2 separate regions of the Mus musculus genome follow, and region 1 is linked to region 2. A link is a loop called in an ENCODE intact Hi-C map of the cell type or tissue named here. Cell type or tissue: gastrocnemius. All regions are shown on one strand.

The links. Peaks named below come from ENCODE experiments on the same cell type or tissue, not always from the same donor. Only the 100,000 strongest peaks of a DNase experiment are listed, where the experiment ranks them.
Region 1: a loop joins it to region 2, with 2.4 times the contacts of the local background. A loop is called at or near these places in 17 of 42 quality-filtered maps.

The regions. Positions count from the first base shown.
Region 1 is chr6:129,473,037-129,481,036 of GRCm38, reverse strand. It overlaps Gm45969 (a long non-coding RNA gene), which reads right to left. Exons shown (of 4, transcript XR_001785379.2): 3 at 3,643-3,745. It also overlaps a transcript of Olr1 not described here. Among named protein-coding and RNA genes, the nearest start is that of Clec7a, 4.3 kb to the right of the region's middle. In gastrocnemius, a CTCF peak has its summit at 4,130 (motif pointing right); a DNase peak (open chromatin) is centred at 784; H3K4me3 peaks cover 197 bases.
Region 2 is chr6:129,403,123-129,411,122 of GRCm38, reverse strand. Clec1b (C-type lectin domain family 1, member b) reads right to left here. Exons shown (of 6, transcript NM_019985.3): 5 at 7,456-7,562; 6 at 5,710-6,016. The coding sequence ends at 5,872. It overlaps Clec9a (C-type lectin domain family 9, member a), which reads right to left and starts at 2,261. Exons shown (of 7, transcript NM_001205363.1): 1 at 2,078-2,261; 2 at 768-848. The coding sequence starts at 2,168. It also overlaps a transcript of Clec12b not described here. In gastrocnemius, no CTCF peak of the experiment used is centred here; a DNase peak (open chromatin) is centred at 3,550; H3K27ac peaks cover 1,119 bases.

The DNA of each region.
Region 1 (8,000 bases), 70 kb before region 2:
AGGATTTCCAAGTGTTCCCCTGATGGTGGTACCTCCATTTTCCACTCACTGTGAAACTACTGGACTAGAAGCTCCCTGTTACCCCCTCCCTTTCTCCCTACCCTCTCCTTTCTTCCTTCCCTTTATCTCCCTTTCCTTTCTCTTTTCCTTCCCTACCTGCTGGACTTTGCTCTGTACTGCTGATTCGCTACCGGCTCTGCACAGATCTCTCGGTCTCTGCCTGTGAATTCTTAGTATCTTTGTCTTTCCAGATGGCTCAGCTTACGGAATTCTCCAGCATCCTCTTACCGTAGCTTCTGTTCTCTGGATGGCTTGGCCACATTCTAAACAGGCTAAGCTTGGACAAGCACAGAGCTTATTTTCTTTCCTTTCTGTCTTTTTTATTTTATGTTTTTATTGTTTGCTCACAGCTTGTTATCCACTGTTTGGAAAATGATTGCTTTGAGCATCATGACTACTTTTAGTTTTGGGTGGAAAGCATGCACAGTCCCCACTGCTCCATCCAGGCTTTAGGCAACAGTCCAAAGTAAGTTTTTTTTTTTTTTCTTTTGAAGCTGGGGCATTAGCATTGAAGGACGATGTATCCGGCTGAAAACATAAATAAACTGCAAAATATAAAAAATAAACTGGAGTCTAAGACTGAAGGGTGAATTTCTTAGCTGTCTGCTGCAGTAGCTATCTGAAAGCTGATGGCAGAGCTGTCTTTTAGACCCTTGCTGACGGCATATGGATCCTCACTCCTCTCCCCTGCAGCTCTCAGAGAGCCTGGTGCATCATTGCCTGAGCCTCTGTTCTGAAGCAAATTCCCTGATCTGGCCTCTCCTGGCTGCATCTGTTAGTTCATACACTGAATACTGATCCCAACCCTTGGCTATGCTCCTGCTCTTGGTATTATTTAAATCAGGTCTTAACTAGATACAGCTCTTTCCTGTGGCTCATTTATGCCCTGTGTGCTGAGACTATTCTTTTACATTATTAAAGTGGAACTAAAAATACATATGCAGTGAAGTGTAAATGGCTTGTGAATTTTTAAACATTTATCTCAGTGTGAGGAGGTGAGGTTTTTTTCATTTTGTTTTGTTTTGGTGTTGTTCGTTTATTTTTTTTTTCCCTCCAGAGACAGTTTTCTGACTTCGGGTATAAATTTGCAGTTGTTTACATATGCATTCCTTGAATGTGAAATGAGCATGCTGGTTTCATATATGGCTCTGAAGTCAGACTGAGTTCAAATTCAACTGCTGACTTTCTGAGTTATCAAGGGCAAGTTACTGGCCACCGATTGTGTTTTTTTTTTTTTTTTCATTTTTTCAGATGAAACACAAGAATAACATCACTTGCTACCTCATAGCTATCTGAGAATCTATCATGTTTATGGAATATTTTTAGTGCTTAGAATTTGATGAGGTCGGGGGGGAAAAAAAAGCTCAATTCTTTATAGTATTTATTTAATTATTTATTTATTGTCCTACAGAGATGTTCTTGCTTTCTTAGCAGATTCTAAGACTTTTATGCATAGTAAATGAATAGCCTAAAGATGCCAACTGGGCTCAACTCTATGTGTGTTATTTAGGAGTCTTGTGTCGAAACACTGCACTCTGAAATGTACTATCTCGCACATAAAAAATGAGTGGCATCTCTTTTATTTTTCATCATAGAAGTTTATGGTGGAATATCGTAAGGCTCCACAAGACATTTGGCTCAATAGAGGAACAGACAATCTACAACTGCACACATTTTCAAAGACTGGTTTTCCTCAGAGAACTTCATCCAGTGTGACTCTGGCTGGTAACGTGAACCAAGCAGATAATTTCCTGAACCTAATGCTAATGTATTTTCATAACTTATAAAGTAGATTGAATAGATTAAAAATATCTCATTTTGAAGCTATCCTTGAGAGATTGAGACCGAATGATTGCTATGAGTTTCAGGACAGCCTAGGCAACCTAGTGAATTCTAGGCCAACCTGGATTACAGAATCAGACTCTGTCTCAACAAAGATACATGAAAATAATGTATCTAATATTTATATTTTAATGTCAAAGCTACTCTAAATTATTTTAAATTTATATTTCTTTTGTGTATGTTTTTACTTATGTCTGGGCACATGTGTTGTGGCATGCATGGTGATCTGAGGACAAATTATTGGAATTAGTACTCTTCTTCCACCCTGGGATCAAACTCAGGTCATCAGACTACAGCTGAGCCATGGAGCCACTCCTCAAAGTCACTATCTTTGTACCTGAACCTACTTTGTAAATCATCTCAAACCCTATCCCTCCACATCAGCTTCTTTCATGAAGGGTAAAGCATTAATCTGTAGATGATGTCGTCAACCAGAAAGCTGACAGAGCCCCAGTTTCCTGCGAGAAAATAGGAATGAGGGTTTGACTTGAAAGGAATGATGTGGTTGTGTTATCACTTGAGTTGTGTGTGGACTTAGAGCAATCTGGGCTTTTACGGTTATTAAACTGGCCTTTGGTTACAACATATTGAAACTTAATGGTCTGTGTTATGGTTCAGCCAACAGCCACATGCCTCAGCGATTCTTTAGTTGCCTAACTTCATTATGAGCACACCCGGCAGTTCATTTATAATTTAACTTTTACAGAATAAGCAAATCAATTGCACTATGAATAATTTAAGCCCAATAAAACATCTCATAGCACTGGCAAGAGAGATCCAGCTCAATATATTCATAAATGAATGTCAAATCATCTGGTTTTGCTAAGCTGTTTGTAAAAGCTAAGATCGCTTGTAAGGCACTATGTCACCTGGTATCAATTTCAAAGTTAAGTAATTTTTTATGAGTGTAATCCCACCTAATAAATAATCTTTTAGAAATGATACAGAATGCCTATCTTGTGATTTAAAACCCCATCTAGAGCAGAGGGACATACCTGCAATGTCTAAATTCAGGAGGATGAAGCACAGAATTGCTGTGTGTTCAAGGTCAGCCTGTTTTTAGGCCAGTCTGAGTGTCCTGGATAGCTTTAACTGTCAACTTGACAGAACCCAAAACTATTTGGGAAGAAAATCTTTACTGAGGAATTGCTAGGTCAGATTGCCCTCACAAAGAGCCTTGGTAATTGATGTAGGAGACCCCAGTCCGCAGTAGGCAGTACCAACCCTAGGCAGGGGTTCCTGACTGCACAAGAAAGCTTGTAAGTAAACAAGCTGGCAGCAAGATGCATTTGTTTCTCTCTGCCTTTGACTATGGCTGTGATGTGACCAGCTGCCCATGTTCCCACCTTAGCTCCCACTCAGTGATGGCCAGCAGCATGAAACTACGTCACCCTAACAGCAACAAAACTAAAACTACAATACCGGGCTACTGTGTAAGACCCCGTTTCGGCCACAACAATGGAAATAGCCTTTGGGATGCAGAGGCAGGAGTTTCAGTCTGTCCTTGTCTACACAGTGACTTCTAAGCCAGCTAAGGCAACATAGTGAGAACATGTCTGCAGGAAACAAACTAAAACTAAAATGAACCAACAAACAACATACTTCAGTAACTTAGATAACAAAGTAATTGCATTAAGTATTTTTGCTCTTCCATTATTTTAACTAGCCTTGACGAAGTGATGTGGATTATATTCTTTCAAAAAAAATTTTTTTTGTTCATCTATACATCCATTCACTCACCGATTGCTTAATGGGAGTTCATTCTAAAGAGAATTTTTCTGTAGCAGGGACAGCATGGACAGCAGAGAAAACACGCAGATACCGTTCCCATGATGCTCAGAGTCTGCATTTAGAAGGAAAAAGAATTTAAAACAAGCACATCTACATAATTGTATTAATTTAACACAGGGAAGGCGTTACTTTAGATACTTGGAATTGATAATAAGACAACTATAGATATGTTTCTATCAATGTGGAAAGTTGTACATTGGTAGTTGACTTTAAGAATTAGAAACAAAATGGGCATATATGGCTATGACTAAGCCACACAAGCCTGAAAGGAGTGGGGGTAACCAACTTCTAAAAACCACGGCTGTCAAAGACGTAACAGCAACCTTTAGCAGCGTTTCCACCCTCATTCAGGTCCTGCCTGCTTAAATTCTGCAACTTGACTCCCACGCTGATAGACAGGATTTACTGTCTAATTTGCCTTGAAATACCTAAGTCAAGACTGTAGGTGGCGCTATCACTTTGATTATTTACTGTGTGGTTTTTCCTAAACATTTTGAGTTATTCCCACCAGCCTGGCTTAGATCACACACCATAGGAGAATTATTGACACTCATCAGTTTACCCTCTCTTTTCGACGTACAAGAATCTCAATAGACATTTTCACAGGAAGAAGCCAACTCAGAAATCGAAACACGTTTAAAATCACTCAGTCGCTCCTCAGCAGGCATGGGAGAAAGGACACAGCCACCTGCTGAGTCTCTGGATCCTGAATTTAGACGCTACACTGGTGATTTATTTACACTGTGATCTGATGCCTGCTCCTCTCTGTAAAGAACACCGGGTGAACTGCTGCCCAGGTGTTAAGCTCAGTTACTTTGTTCTAAATAAAATCCCCACATGCAGAACAAAAGTCAACTGAGGTGCTCCTGGTGTTGGCAATTAGGGCAATCTTGAGACCTTCCTCAGGGATATCGACACTACACCCTGTTTAAACTCTCTCTGTTAAGTATGATTCTGAAATTAAGAGCAGAAGAAGTAAAAGTCAATACATCTGACTGGTCAACGGGTGGCTAGCAATGTATTAAAAGTGTATGAAATGGAAAAAGGAGGAGCCACCACGAGAGGAATGAAGGAGAAAGCATGGGTCACCCAAGGCACACAAATAAACAGCCAAGAAAAGCATTCCCCACACAGATATCCAAACATTGCATCATACTTGACAAATGTACCAGGTATGCCTTTCAGTTAAATGTAGGACACAATTTTAAAATTAAATGAATTACATATATATTCCCACTTTTAAAAAAACAACAAAAACAAAAATGAATGAATAAAACGTTCCCTCCTTGAAAAGAGCATTCGGCATTCTTTCTTCAATTCCTCCTATCTTCCCAGGGCAATTTAGAAACAATCCTACTGTAATATGGGACTAGAAGTTGGACTTGCTAATAGGTCCGCATGGTGACTTCCATGAAGAGTGTGGTTGTTTCCCTGTCTGGCTCCAGGCACTGTGCTGGACATTGAACTCAGCTGGAAAGAGAATGCTCTTCTTCAGGGTTATAAACTGAATCACACAATGGCATTGACTGTAGCGTAGATTATATATGTGATATTTGAAGCATTATCACTTATCTCTTTAAAAAAATTTTTAATTAGGTATTTTCTTCATTTACATTTCCAATGCAACCCCAAAAGTCCCCCAAACCACCCCCCACTCCCCTCCCTCCCACTCCCACTTCTTGGCCCTGGTGTTCCCCTGTACTGAGGCATATAAAGTTTGCAAGACCAATGGGCCTCTCTTTCCAATGATGGTCGACTAGGCCATCTTCTGATACAGCATCATCACTTAATCTTTATATCAGGAAGAGACAGATGATTTCTTTAAGACAGTGTCTCATGTAGCTCAGGCTGGCCTTGAAATCATCTTACTTCAGCGTCTCTCCGGCTGAAGTTACACTAGGCCCAGGATCCTAACCAGAAATAAGTAGGAAGGAGAACAAGTGAGAATAAAGTATAATGACATATGTGGATAGAAATGTCCCTGGAAATTCCATTGGTTTGTACGCTAGCCTAAAAACAAGGAAAAGGAGAATTATCAACTGAAGAATGATAATTGTTATTGATTTTTAAAATATCTTTTATTTGATACTTATAGACACAAATGTGCAAGTATGTTTATCAATATATATTCATTGGGCGTGGGTGGGTAGGGGAACAGGGCGCAGGGAGGGTATAGGGAATTTTCGGGATAACATTTGAAATGTATATAAAGAAAATATCAAATAAATAAATAAATAAATAAATAAAAGAAAAAATTCATGTTGAGTAAGAAGATTAATTTCTTAGGAAGTGTAAGTATGACGACTATACATAAGATTCTTAACTCTTAGAAGCAGTTTTTCATTTTTTATGACACTTTTATATGTTTATGTGATGAAATTTAATTCTTTCCATGTCCCATACTCCTCTGTCACCCACTACCTTCCCCCACAGGAGGCTATCATATCAACAACCCCCTCAGACTTTTAAGTCTCTACCCCAAGGGTGACCCAGAATTTAGTTAATTAGCAATGACTGAGGGGAATTTGGCAGGGACTGTTGGCTTGCATTCTCTTGTCTGCGTCTTCTTATGAAATACGGATGTCCTTTTCCTCTAGACACTGAAAGAGGATTTCTCACTCCCTCTCCCTCTCATGTGAAGATCTCATGGCATGGGCCAGGGTCATCTTCCTCTTTGTGTCATTTTCTCAGATGTCAGCATACCTTATTTGGTGGGAGGATTCCTACATCTCACCATGCTGCGTTGCAAAGATTGCATTATTGGATTGAATGTGGATATTGAGATAGGCAGACACAACCCCTCTATGACATATCCAGGAATACTCAGTAAGACTTGTGTGGCAGACTATGTAAGATGAAGGCTCTCACTCGCTGCTGAGTGCTCTATTGTCTCTATCCATATTAGACTTTGAGAGGTACATACTCATTTTCAGATAACAACTGCTCCCATCTTCACCAGTACACCTGGCAGGCCCATAATGGCTTCCAAGTAAATAAGGGCTTTGTTCCTAAGGACTGATGGGTCCAAAAGCCTGAGGTACCTATACAAGTATGCTCGTAGTGCTACCAGTTTCTTAAGTCAGAGCTGAGTTTGTATCCCATGATCAGGGAGAATACTGAGTTTTTGAGATCTTGTCTCAAAAAACAAAACAAAACAGAACAAAACAAAAACATCTTGACAGCAGGTGGTAGGTAAATCCACTCTTACAGCAGATATGTTTGGGATTTGCAATATAGTATCTTTTCTCTGGCATGAGAAGTCCACCACCCTGAACAGTCTCCTCAAGGGCAAACATTCGAGGATGATTGTCCTTGCTCTTCCTCACAGTCTCTGGGAATTGGAGGAGAGTGCATTGTTTCCAGGTGTGCCACTGCCTCAAGTCATAAAGATGAGGAGTTTCTTAGTTTAATAAGTGCCAATTGACAAGTCCTGATGAAGACTCACTCTAGCTATCCCTTTAGTATTGCAGCTTTTTTTTTATTAGCACACTCTAGCCTTGAAAAAGTCTTCAAATTTTGTTTTGTGGACTCTGACTTCCATTCATGGAAAACCTTCTTCTCCAATTCAATCATATCCTTAAACTAAGTCTATTCTCATTTCTTTGATGTTCTCCTTGTTGACTTACAGCAGTAATCAAGTGATGGTTGTTTCAAAACTGTACTTATTTGATCATTTTTTGTTAATCTGAGAATTGCAAGAGAGGAGAGAGAGAGAGAGAGAGAGAGAGAGAGAGAGAGAGAGAATGAGAATTTATTTTTATGTTTCAGGCTATTATATGTATCATAAGAGTCCAGAAGAATGAAGCCAGTGCAACAGTAAGTAATTCCAAGTCTTAAAAACTTAGTAGACTTTGTTCTAGTCCCTTGTTCTAGTTTTGAAATTTCCATCTTCGAGTATCCATGTCTTCTTCTCCTTATTTGAAAATAGTAATGCTAATATGTGCTAAAGCGTAATTCTTAGAGAGGGCGACAGAATGAGAATGCGGGTGTGCTGTGAAGTAACTAAGGCAGAATCATTCCCAGTAAATGTTTGCGCCTATCTATTTCTACTCCATGATAAACCTCCAAGAGAATCATTCGCTTTGTGTCGCTGGAGTGATGTACTTTGGATGCTCAGCTGTGATTCCTCCATCAGGCAATAAATTTCCTTGTGGAGAGCCTTCCGCCAATGCTGCCGACTCCAGGCAGTTATAGAGTATTTACTACAATGGATGGCATGAACACATGAAAGGATGTGGGGATGCAATCAGAGTTCTAACAAGCCAGTGTCGAATTCAAGACACTCAAACTGCTTAAAAGTTTATGTA
Region 2 (8,000 bases):
GCAAACATTTTACCTTTATTGGTGTTTGAATTGTAATTAATTTTCAACAAGTTAGGAATAATGACTGAAAAATGTTGTCTCCTTGGAAACTGGAACCAAATACTTCTAAATCTCCCAAACAAAATTACTGGGTATATTATGCTACACACTGTAGCTAAAGGATGAGTTGGAAAAATGAAAATATATGGAAAGGGCACAAAGAAAACTGATCTCTTTGGAAATATGTTTATACTATAATGTTTTCAAATTAATACTTAATTGGCATATGGTGTTAAAGAAAACCCAGAAACACAAGAGGATGAGGGAAAGAGACAAGTCTGCACACACTTTGGAAATGGCTACTCAAGCTTTGCTGGCTAACATCTAGCTTGTACTTGTTAAAATCCTGTGTCCACATGTGCAGTGTGCCTGTACATATATGAATATAATTTGTAGATTATCTTTCAAAAACTATAAATAGTTTACAATCTATAAATAGATTGTTAACCTTCTGCTTTCATGGGAAACACCACATAAATACATCACTCTACAGTGATACAGTGGTTCTAGAAAAATTAATTGCATTCTTTTTACCAGACTCTTTTATCTCGCCATGTGAACTCCTTCTTAATATAAGTCTAACTGACTGTATACCATTTACGTGTGCTTACATAGATCTTAATTTATTTATTCATACATTTATACATGTGAACTTTTAAAATAATAATACAACAATTCATAACCCGTGTTGTTAACAGGTAACACTGAAGATATGCTTTTGTACTTACACTTGATGCCCAAGAAAATGGACGTTGCTAACAAGCCCATACAGACCACACAGGAAATCATCGTCACAACACACCATGCTCCTGAATGTGAAATCAGGCAATGACATGAGTTAGAGAAAGTATTTTCAAGGTGTAATAATGTCAGGATAAGTGGAAGGATTGGGCCTTCCTACTGGAGAAATGCAAAGATTTGAAACTCTAAGAAAATCTTTGCTTAAATTCTCTCAGATGAACCTTATAGCATGGGCTATATCTGACTTGGAAAATACCAAATACAATAGACTTAATAACACCTCTCTTCAATCCTAATGTACACTATTGTGATTTTAAAAATTAATTCCATCTGTCTATCTGTCTGTCTACCTATCTAGTATTTTTCAATAATCTCATTCATACCAACCAGAAAACCTTCTATTCTTAACATGAAGACTCTCTTACCTGTTTTCAGCATCTCTTGAACATGATTCATTGAAGTATTTTTAATTTTAATGAGTAATTTAGAAAAATGAACAAACATTTCCGGCTAATTATACAATTCGTCCAGGAAGAAAAGTGAGTTATTTGGCTTATTACATTATTCATACTAATAAAAAATTGTCCTTACATATTTTAATAGGCCTGATAATGTCTTGCCTGAGATGACTCTGGGTCATCCCTGAAACCTTGAAATGGTGTTTTATGTGACAAAAGATATTCTGAAGCTAATACTATATTAGAGATCTGATTTAGGAAAGTTAGCTTCACTTAGTTAATTTGTAACAAGTCGATACTAAAGACTAATTAATGAAACTACTTGGGAAAATATAATAAAATGCTTTTTAAGCCCACCTAATTATTTGTTGTATGAGGTTATGTATGACACCTAGTTGATGAATTAAAGAAGTGACAATAAAAATACACAAAAACATATATTTGCAAATCTTTTTGCACTGTAGAGTTGTAAAAATAAAAGGTAGCATAAGATGTAGAAACAATTATCAAATACTAAAAACATAACTGCATCAGCTGAAGACATTTTTTCCTAGTTTTTCAACATTTCTTACTATTTTTCAGATAATTTGCTGCCTGTTTTAAGTAAAAGCTAAAATAATTTAAGTGGTATGATTTCTTTTACTTTTTGCAAATTGAGAGAATATATCTCATTTCCTGATCTGAGTGCCCTTCACTTACTCCTCCATGCTGACGAATGTGTCAGGCACACTAGAATATGCTAAAGAGGTTATCTCAGATTAGGAGAAACACTTGGTTTTATCACAGTATACAAACAGAAAAAAATTATAGTTTTCAACTAAGCATTCTAAATTTATTACCTGAACATTTGCTAGGGGATTGGCACTTCTGAGAGGCCTCTGAGGTAGGAATGTCCCACTGAAGAGAGGTATATATTTCTTCCGCATGCATGCTGAAGGTGCTTGGAGTGGTGAAGCAGTCTACATAGGAGCCTGGCACAAAGAACTTCGGTTGTAGTTAGGAGTAGGTTGGTACAAGAAATGGAACTGGCTACTTTTTCACAGTGGTAAAATGCAACAGGGATTAAAGGATGTTCATCATCCAGAAAGTGGAACTTTTGAAGCTTATACTGAAACATAACTCAATAATGAAGAAATGAGAATTATTGAGCTCAAAATAGCTACTACCAAATTAAACTGTTGCTCTGCTTTCCACATAGTATCAGATGCTGGAGGTAAGCTGCACAGTATGGACTTCTATTTGCTATAAACTATGAAGCAAAAAGATGATGCAGCGAATAAAGATAAAGGCCATTAAATCTAGACAAATCAACTTGTACATAGCTTTTGGATTTCCAAACAAGAAAGCTTAGGAGAGATTTCATCCCTAAATTTATTTCCAATCAGTCTGCTGATTAGGGTAATACTGACTGTTATTATAAGTAAACTTCAAAATACCAGTCAACACTGGCAACATTTAGATCTCCCTCATAGTTTGTACCCAGAGATACTAGTTCTCCCAAAAGGGGCCTGGGTTTCTTTCATCTTCTGGAATATTGGAGCCATGATGGGAAAGGGAAAGAGAAGGTGAAGAACCCACACTTGCTTCTTGAAAGCCATAATCTGGGAGTGTTGGGAATCACAGCCATCTCTATCCATTGCATTTCCATATTGGACATGAAGGTTGGGTTTTCCTGGCAGCATTGTCCAGAGGTAACTTTGCTCTTGCAGGAGGAATCAATTATTTAATGGATGGATGACCAGTTTCAGCACATCCTGTGACTACAGCATTTGTACTGAGAACTCTGATCTCTTAGACACCATTTATTTCTAGGCTACTTGTCCTTATGTCCAAAGGTCATTTCTCAATTGTGTTCTTTTATTTATTTATTTATTTATTTTTAGAGTCTCACTGGATCAATCGTTCTTCATCACAAATGGCACATTCAGGAGGTGATATAAGGGAACTTACTAATAGGACTACAGTTTTGGAAAAGGTTAATAGGAAAGAAAGAAGGGGATCAATGTTGACATATGTACTACAGGGCTGCTGTCACCCTATGGCCTAAAACAGTAAGGAGAATGTTCACTGGGACTTCGTGGTCTGCCTCACTACAGCGAAGGGCTGGTATACAGATCATCAAGTTTTATCAATCTAAGACACATAAGGGATCTGAATTATACTTCTGACCATAACCCATGTGTCTCAGAGGCTCAGTTTGCCCGGAAAATGTATTCATTTGTGTTTAGCTTCCTGAGACATAAGGAGTAGCTGGTGGGGTCATTAGGGACAAATGGAAACGGACTAGCACATTCTGCCAACATTTCCTGTGGTGTTCCTGGCCTGAAAACAGAGTAACTGAACTCCAGATAACCCTCTGCATATTCTAAGCTCTACCAGATGGAGAAAAGAGGAAGAAACCACACCAACAAATAATATTGTAACTAACCTCAGGAGCCAGACTTCATGAGCTACTACTCATTTTCCAGTTTCTCTTCTCATTTTAGCAGCACTGAAACCAAAGCTTGAATAGTGTTTTCCCAGGACAATCCACTCTCAGGGAAATGTCTGCAAGGGAGCCATTGGTTTCTCCCAACAAAAAAACCCATGTGCTACATGTAGTGTTCTGCTCTTGTTTGTTTTAAATATTTACTGTTTATTATTCAATGTGTTCTTAAAAACTATTTTAAAGCCAGATCACAGTATTGCTTCCTTACTACAGTTCTGTGAAGCAGAAGGGTAAGTTGGCTCTAAGTCAGGCACAGAGAAGTCCGTTTAGCTGGTTTCATGCTGAGTGTTTGAAATGAAGTGCTCTGATCATAGAATCTGGGTTGTTTTTGTTTCACTATATGCTTCAGGCACGAGTATAAGGGAAAAGAGAGACTTTGTAGGTACAGTTTGATTTTTGTAGGTACAGGCTGGTCTCACCTTCTGTATATGTTTAGCTGGGCATTAAATATGTTTCCTCTAAGGCTGTGTGTTGTAGTAATATATAAATATGCTGAAGAGAGGAAAAACACTAACATTCAGACATAGGGTTGATGTTTGGATAGGTTCTGAATAATTAGCCCCCAGTTGTTTTGTGCAAATGGACAGTTTCATACCAGAAGTTCAGCCTTGAATCCCCATCTCCAAAGGGGGTGGGGGAGCCAAGACTTCTCATCTCACAAGGCCAATATCTTGTTTTTTAAAATAAAAATGCCAAATAAATTTTGTTGTTTTCCTGTAACCCAGAAATCTATTCCCTTAAGAAGAGTCCAAAATAAACTAAAGAGCAGATTTGTCATGCACAGAGCTGTAAAACTAACATTTTTTAGTATCATGCGGTTGATGTTCTCACCAATATTTTATATTATTACATCAGAGATCATCACAATTCTCGTCTGGATAGGGTAATCAGCTCACTGTATATGCAAGGAAATAGTGTTAGAGACTAAACCATTTGCTCCAAAACACATAGGGAATAAGTGCTAAATCAATGTTTATTGAAAAGTCTTAAGAGTGGACTGCTTACAACAGGGTCACAGGGAGTGTGTATTAAAAACAGATTTCTATATCTCCTCAGCCTTCTGAGTTCCATCTATATTCCTGATTGAGCATGTTTAGTTTCCACAAAGTCCTCAGCTGAGATAAACTATGTTCATGACCCTGTTTTCTCACTAGTTAAACAAAGGAAGTTGTGGGGAATGACTCTGGTAGAAAGTGTGACTTTTGCCTCTTATCCTGTTAGAGGTGCCTCCCCACAGGCCCTATAAATAACTTCTGGGTTATTCAGCAAACACCAAACATAGAACCATCAAAAAAAGAACCAGATTAAAAAAAGTCTGCTTCTTCTTCTTCTATCTTATATACCTATTACATAAGATAGGCAATATTTTATATATAGGAAATATTTCATATATTTTCATATTTATTCATATAATTCATATGTATTTAGTATTTTCATATTCATAAATATGTGAATACACACACTTTGGTTTATCCTCAGCCCCAAACCATCCTATTTTAAGTGTGAGAAAATGGAAATTAAACAAAATATAAAACTGTTCTTATTAGCCAGTCACATGTCTTTAATCCCAGCATTTGGAATACAGAAGAAAGTACCTTGTCAATATAGTGAGTTTGGGGACAGATAGAGCTCCTCTCTCAAAAATAAATAGATAGGTAGATAGATAGGTAGGTAGGTAGGTAGATAGATAGATAGATAGATAGATAGATAGATAGATAGATAGATAGATAGAATTGCTTAATGGTTGCCTTTCAGTTAAGAGGTCATAACATTTAAACTATTTTACAGATTCCAATCTATGTTATTTCTGCTATCCCATGGTGTCTTTCTTAACTTAGATATTTTGCACAGTGTTAACTCACTTGGGTCCGAATTTAATTTTAGTTTTATGTGTGTATATTTGAAGACTCAATGGATTACAACAAGCTAAGAAAATGAGGAATGGATGATAAAAAGAAAGTTATTGGAAAAGCTAGAGATCTACTGACATGCTGTTTTTTTAATATACAGAGAAAGGATCAGACCTGTGATATAAGGATGATATAAAAATACAAAATAAGCAGTTTTATGAATGCGGAGTTCTTTTGTCCAGATCTTTTATTGCATGATCAAGCACTTATCTGACATCCTGTCCATCCTTCTGCATTAAAGCAGTTGGTCCACTCTTGTCATGCCAGCATTTCTCTCACATATTAAGTAATGTCTCTCTTTACAGGAAGCTGGATGGATTTTTCCATTATGAAGATAAGCACAATTCATGTTTTCTTCTGTATTCCCAGAAAGATTAATCCTACAAATAAAAAAGGCAGATTGCATGATTTTTAGAAATACAAATAGACAAGGAAGCAAAGGACATGAGTGTTTTGTTGATAAAACTAGAGGCTTGGGATAAGGAAACAGCATTCTCGCCTTTAAGAAACTCTCTGTCTGCTTCTTAGTACAGTATGACACATAAAAAGCCTAGTAACAATTTAATACAGTGTTTAAGTCAAGGAGCAAGTCATGCTAAGTTCCTGGGGGTCCAGAGGAGAAGACACATAATGATCTCACATGCCAGCCAAATACTTATCTACAATTCACTTTGTGCCAGTGTTGGAAGAAGAGTGGGTTTAAAACAGGCAATGGAAGCCTGGTGGTGGTGGCGGTGGCGGTGGCGGTGGCGCACGCCTTTAATCCCAGCACTTGGGAGGCAGAGGCAGGCAGATTTCTGAGTTTGAGGCCAGCCTGGTCTACAGAGTGAGTTGCAGGACAGCCAGGACTATACAGAGAAACCCTGTCTCGAAAAACCAAAAAAAAAAAAAAAATTAAATTAATAAATATAAATAGACCCTGAGAAGGCTGGATGCCCCAGTGTAGGGAAATGCTAAGGCAGGGAAGTAGGAAAGGGTGGGTTGGTGAGCAGGGTGAGGGGGCATGGGATAGGGGATTTTGGAGGGGAAACCAGGAAAGGGGATAACATTTGAAATGTAAATAAAGAAAATATCTAATGAAAATAAAATAATATAAGCAGAGAGGAAATGCAAGTTCTCATAGAGTCAGCAGCTAGGAACTCTAAGGTGGCTAAATACTGCAGAGCTGAGATGTAACAGCATCAGGTAATAGGTTTACACTAGACTATTGCATGGTTGTTGTCCAAGAGTTTGCCTCTATTCTCTGAATCACTGTTTACAAAGACTGACAAGGAAATATGCTAAATATACTTGGCAGACACCTATAGATGCCAACTAGTTAGCAAATAATTGAGGTCTGTTCTGTTTTTTAAAACCCAAATTCCAGGGAGGAGAAATTGGTAAGACGTTCACAGACAAGCAGAAAGTAGTAAGAACTGTGAAGAAATAAAAACAGTGAAGAGAAAACAGAGCAGGTGTGTGCTGAAAGAGGCCTAAGGGATAAGCTCATTATCAAAGCACAAAAGAATCAGATCAAGTTACACACACACACACACACACACACACACACACACACAAATGCCTGCATGAACAGAGAGAGAGAGAGAGAGAGAGAGAGAGAGAGAGAGAGAGAGAGAGAAATGAATAGGGGCAATATAAAAATGATTCACTATTTGCATAAAAGGAGGAGAGGGAGGAGAGAGTAAAACTGCATGACTAGCATCTACAACTCACAGTAGAGTAGAGACATCTCAACTTTCAGGCAACTTATGTTCAACAAGAAAGATCTGGGAGTCAAAGTTTTGAATAATGCCTTCAAGCTGAGCTTCTAGATACTTACCCGTTCTTGCGAAGAACTGAGCTATCCTCCCACATCCAGTCTTTCTTAGAGTTCTGGCGTGATAATCCAATCCAACGGACTGAAGTAATCCTTTCTGCAATGTAGTCCTGTTGCAACCATAAATCCATGACATGTTAAGTCCCTCCACAGCGCTGTGCGATGGTAGAATTTCACAATAAAGCCTTTCACAAACAACTAGAATTATGCATCTGGGTTGGTATAGTGGATTGTGTCTCATGTCTACAATTTTGCTAATTTGAGTGGTTTTGAGGTATTCAAAAGTATGGGGAGGACATGAGAAATTATATTAAGCAGGTAAAATGCTAGTCTTCCTAGGGTATTTATAATGTATGTTTATATTCCCTAACTATTGAAGATTTGAGTCCCAGGGAGACTTATAAATATGATTCAAGTGGGGGAAAGACATCACCTACAGACAGCAAGAATTACGTTGTCAATGAGCTTTGCGGTCCCTAAAATTAAGTTCTTGGATTGTATTGATTTTCTTATCCATGCAAATGTTAATTTGTTTTAGTTGGATGGAT